Linked DNA regions of Homo sapiens: region 2 is linked to region 1. Evidence: chromatin contacts called from ENCODE Hi-C or POLR2A ChIA-PET data. All regions are on one chromosome and are shown on one strand. The core of a region is the stretch at or near the end of the contact, and the rest is flanking DNA. Distances in the headings are between cores, read along the strand shown. Region 1 has its middle 49 kb from the start of TMEM170B. Region 2 has its middle 95 kb from the start of TMEM170B.

Evidence for each region. A loop is a pair of places that touch in the nucleus more often than their neighbours do. ChIA-PET counts read pairs that join two places held with the same protein, here RNA polymerase II (POLR2A). Pooled maps may share reads with other maps.
Region 2: a map of Caco-2 shows a loop between it and region 1 (2.7-fold over the local background). The contact joins two enhancer-like sites. A Hi-C loop is called at or near these places in 4 of 168 maps with a recorded cell type or tissue (Caco-2, PC-9, ascending aorta and 1 more) and 2 of 50 pooled maps. POLR2A ChIA-PET finds 5 or more read pairs at or near these places in 2 of 52 experiments (PC-9 and naive thymus-derived CD4-positive, alpha-beta T cell).

The regions. Positions count from the first base shown.
Region 1 is chr6:11,585,370-11,588,069 of GRCh38, reverse strand. No RefSeq gene overlaps it. Among named protein-coding and RNA genes, the nearest start is that of TMEM170B, 49 kb to the right of the region's middle. Within about 2 kb of position 1,354, at least 2 of the 41 ENCODE cell types and tissues checked have a DNase peak (open chromatin) inside an H3K27ac peak, as active enhancers do.
Region 2 is chr6:11,631,587-11,634,286 of GRCh38, reverse strand. No RefSeq gene overlaps it. Among named protein-coding and RNA genes, the nearest start is that of TMEM170B, 95 kb to the right of the region's middle. Within about 2 kb of position 1,342, at least 3 of the 41 ENCODE cell types and tissues checked have a DNase peak (open chromatin) inside an H3K27ac peak, as active enhancers do.

The DNA of each region.
Region 1 (2,700 bases), core at 105-2,604:
AATTAGTTCCACCATTGTGGAAGACAGTGTGGTGATTCCTCAAGGATCTAGAACCAGAAATACCATTTGACCCAGCAATCCCAATACTGGGTATATATCCAAAGAAATATAAATCATTCTACTATAAAGACACATGCACATATGTTTACTGCAGCACTATTTACAATAGCAAAGACATGGAACCAACCCAAATGCCCATCAATGATAGACTGGATAAAGAAAATGTGGTACATATACACCATGGAATACTATGCAGCCATAAAAAGGAATGAGATCATGTCCTTTGCAGGGACATGATGAAGCTGGAAGCCATCACCCACAGCAAAGTAACACAGGAACAGAAACCCAAACACCACATGTTCTCACTCATAAGTGGGAGTTGAATAATGAGAACACATGGACACAGGGAGGGGAACGACATACACCAGGACCTGCTGGTGGGTGGGGGGCAAGGGAAGGGAATCTAGAGGATGAATAAATAGGTGCAGCAAACCACCATGGCACACGTATACCTATGTAACAAACATGCACGTTCTGCACATGTATCCCGGAACTTAAAGAAAAAAAAAAGTCATGAGTCTCTCAAAATTGTAGTTTCCTCAACCCTACATCTCCCACTCATCTCTGTACCTTCTCCTATTTTCCACATCAAAGATAGCACAAGCATCTTCTTTTAACACATTTTGGAGTCACCCACCAACACCAATTCCCACGAAAAGTAAGCCAAGTGTAGTTTTATGAAAATCTGTTTGGTCCTCTTTTTTTTTTCTTTTTTGGCAACAGAGTCTCACTCTGTTGCCCAGGCTGGAGTGCAGTGGTACCATCTCGGCTTACTGCAACTTCCATCTCCCGGGTTCAAGCGATTCTCCTTCCTCAGCCTCCCAAGTAGCTGGGATTACATGTGCCCGCCAACATGCCCGGCTAATTTTTTTGTATTTTTAATAGAGAGGGTGTCTCACCATGTTGGCCAAGCTGGTCTCGACCTCCTGACCTCAAGTGATCCGCCTGCCTCGGTCTCCCAAAGTGCTGAGATTACAGGCATGTGCCATCTGGTGTCTGAAGTTCAGTCCTGATTGAAGACCCTGAGTGCAGGGGCACGTGTGTCCCCATGGCTGCTGTAGGCCACACTATGGGAAAACAAAACTCGCGCTTTTACAACCAGAACTCTGGAGCTGAAAAGACCAACCCTCCCTCTCTGAGTTTGAACTAAATAGTTTGTCTCTGTAGCATAGTAAACAAAGCAGAGCAGCTCATTAGCAACAGGATCTGCAGTGGTTGGTGACTATGTGCACAGCTGATGGGCAAGTCCCGGCCATCTTTCAGGATTCATTTATGCTGGCCGCCTTGGCTTCCTCATCTTGTACATATTTGGTTTAGAGAATGCGAGGAATTTGCTAGCTGAGCAAGTTTATTCATCCTGCTTTCTAACTAGGCTCTTTCCCACTGAGGTATGTTTCTAAAATTTCCCTCAGCAGGCTTTGTTGCAAAAGCAGTGCGGGGTTCAACGGGACAGTTTAAATCTAAAACAAATCCTCCCTAAAAATGCACTGTTCTCTGTCAGGACAGAATCTGGCTCTGTCTTTGAAACAGAAGTGCCTGAACTTATTACCAAAACTTCTAGCAAAGGCTGGAAGGACATCATCCCTCTATGTGCAGACAATACATTGAAAGAGGGCAATGGGACAAAGGTTATTTTCTAAGCACTCACTGCGTGCAACATGAGATGTCATTCCATTTTACTAATGTGAGAACTGACTGTTGCAGAAGTTAAATGACTTGGACAAGTTCAATTACTAAGTGGTAGAGCAGGAATTTAAAACCGAGTCTCATGACACAAGGCAGATTGCACTATGTGTGCGTAACCCCAAGTTGACCAACTGTATAACTAAATGTCACTAAGAAAGCGTAGACTACTAAATTAGATACTAAGATATCAAGGCTTGCATCTGTAATCCTAGCTATTTGAGAGGCTGAGGCAGGAGGATTGCTTGAGGCTAGGAGTCGGAGACCAGCCTGGGCACCAAACACAGTGTGACTCTCTCTAAATAATAAATAAAATACACTAGGTAAAATAAATAAATTAGATAAAACCATTATGCATTGAGTTGGAATTTAAGAAAAATATATAAATCAAAGTCTAGATTAATGACTTACAAAAATCATAAACTAAAGTGATTTTCTAATTTGCAAACAATCCTGATAGGTTGTTTCTAATTTGCAAACAACCTATCTTAATAATTCTTTGGAAAGTTACATTGGCTAGTGATGACATGAAGAAACCTTAATTTTTCTCATATTTAATTTTCTGGTGTGCATTTCTTTTGGAAAAAAAACATTAAATGTATCATATGGAAATGAATCCAAAAGTAACAATCAGTTAATTTCAGTTCATAGGTAATGTCCAAGGCAAAAGCAAGGAGAAAAATAAAATAGAACCACTGCACCATCTAGTGACGGAACTCTTGCTTTACAAGAAAACCACCTGATGCAATTACATTTTGCCAATCAGTCCCCAGAACTTTCTGAGCCTGAAAAATATTCATAAAATTGTCCAAAAGAAGAATGCCTAGTGACAATGAATCATAGAAAATTAAGAGCAGACAGGATAGATTCCTAAGTTTCCATTTGGAAGCTAGAGGCAAACCCAATTTTTAGTCCTCAAAGAGTGGGTGCCATGGATCCTGTTTACTTTCCCCTCTG
Region 2 (2,700 bases), core at 93-2,592, 46 kb before region 1:
CTGCCTTGCTCCTGCCTGAGGTTGCGGGGCCCACATTCCTTTAATTCAGCTGAGGCCCATGGAAGCCCTGCTTGGTCCACCGCCTCCCAGGGACCTCTAGAATCCACTGCTCTCCAAGCCAGGGTTAACAGGATTCTCTCCAACCCTCCATCCTTTTTTCTAAAAGAAAGGGGGTTTCAGAAGATATTCCTCCCTGGGGTGGGGTCAGGAGTGTGGGGAATGGATAAGGGAGTGAGCTTTGTCCAGACAATCAAGATCTGCTGCTCTATTTCAGTTTTCCCGGAACATGAACAAGGAATGCTTTTTCTCCCCCAATTCAAACTGCACACACCTTATAAGAAAACAATGGCCTGCAAGTGCGTCATTTCAGCAGCCAGCTGGTTTTGTACCCCTGGAAATCCCTGAAGTGGGCAAGCCGGTCATATCTGGCTCTATCAAGAAAATCTTACATCAATTCAGAAATTCTCTGGGTGGCCCTCTCCTTCGGTTCTGCCCTCCTTGGGAATATAGCAATTTTTATTAGTAACTCTATCAAATAGAATTATTAATTATCTTATTGACTACATTCTGTCAAGGGCTAACCATACTCCAAGCCCTGAGCTTAAAGTCAATTATCTCATTTAATCCTCATGAAAATCCTGTGGAGCAGGGTTGATTCCAATTTTACAGAAATAGAAATAAGGTGTGTAGGCAGCCCCTAAAATAGACTGACAAATTCACAGTCTGATGGAGTTCCGGGTGTAACTAATGTATATTGTTACAGGTTGATTTTCCAGAGTTCGCTGGGACTCAGGTTTTTTCTGTTTGTTTTTTTTAATTGTTGGGAGACATTATTATTATGTGAGCGGAAAATAAGATCTGAGTAGGCAGCGTATAGAGTTGTGATCCAAAAAAATTCAGAAGCCAGGTTAATCTGACACCTGCGGAAGCTGGGCACAGCGGATGCTTGGCGGCAAGGTCATTGAGCCTGAGCCGCCTGGGAGGAGCGCAGGCCAGGTGTCCACTTCCTCTACTCAAACTCCAGCCCTCTTACCTCAGCTTCTCATGCTCCAGCCCAGCCTCCCAGGGATGCCTTGTGATGCCTGCCTGCCTGGGGCTGACTGTGTGGCATCCTGTGAGCTAAGAGGTTTCTAGGACCCACAGAGAATGATGATATTTGTGGCTTTATTCACAAGGACTAGCCTACACCTGGCACATAATAGATGCTCAACAAATACTTGCTGACTTACTGATTCCTCCACAAGGCCTCTCCCTGGGCAAGTGAGAGCAGCCCCCCTTCATCCTGCATTCCTGAGCTGGGCTTACTCAGAGACGCGGTGCTGTATTTGGTCACCAAGCGTCACCTCCAGCTGAGTCCAGCTGAGTCCAGCAGAGAAGCCAACAAAGTGCACAAAGAGCCATGTGTTGACCTCCAGTGTCTTCTCCCAGCCCAGGCCTGCTCTCAGCTAGGCTGTACTGACAGCTGCATCTGCCAGAGCTGGGAGCTTTGGGGGTGTGAGTCTGGGCCCCCACAAAACTGAGGCACCACTCAGGACTTGTCCTGGGCACTCTTGGAGCAGGCATATTGGCTGCTGCCTCCCCTCCTTCTCTGTCTCCAATCCTCTGGGTCTCCAAGATCTTATCCCTTTAAATATCCTGCTAAGGCATGAATGGGTAACTAAGTTAGAATATTTATATTTTGAAAGCAGGACTCAAATCTGAAAAACACACACAGAGAAATGCAGCTCTGATTAGGGGAGAACATGAATGAGGATGGCTTAACAGAGGGCAGGAATCCTCGCCTCACTTCCCTCAAAGTCACGCACTGCCAGGAATCCCCAGGAGTAGCAACTCAAAGGCTGATGCTGTGCCACACCCCACAGAGGAACGTGTACAAGGAAGTCCCAGTTATCGCAGCCTCACCAGAGAGATGCCAGGCTGTCAGTAGCCTTTTGCCTAAACCACCTGTTTTAGAAGAAGGGCGTGTGTGCGTGTGCGCACGCTACGCTGCTCCTGCTGAAATGAAAAGAAAAGGGGGTCTCAATGCCCCTTTCTTCTCTTTTCATCTTCTTGTCTAATGAACACAGAAGTTAGCCTTAAACTATTAAAATTCTTCCCAGCCTCCATGTTTATAAGCACCTATTTGAATTGTATGTGGAGGGGGGGTGGGAAGAGAGAGAAGGAAAGAGAGAGAGGAAGGAGTAGAGGGGAGAGAAAGAGAGAGATGGAGAGGGTTAAGCAAATAGTTTTAGGGCCTACTGTTCAGCAGCCACCCTGGGGAGCCCTGGTCTTGGGCACAGAGAGGATAAAAATTAAGTACCTCCGAGGAGCTCATGGACGAGCACGGGGAATGAACATTAAAGCAGGGGCTGTCATTCTAATGAGCCAGGTCTGAAGAGACCAGTAGGGTCAGGATGTCTGGGACCACAGGGACAGGATAATCCACCCTTAGCTTGAGGTTTCAAAGCGGTTTTCCCAGAGAGACTTCACTCATGTTAAAAGATATATTTTTGGCCTTTTTTCTGATCATTTAGTGGCAAAGATTTCCCCAACCTGGCTTTCTTCTGTCAACACTCCGTACAGCAGCTGTCTGTTCATGCCTCTGTAGTATGAAAGCACCTCAAAATCGGCCATGGAGGGCTGAATGCCTCTCCGGCCTGGCCCAGAGAGCTTTTCTAGTCCAGAGGTGTAGACGCCATGGGGAGAAAAAGGCTCTGTGTT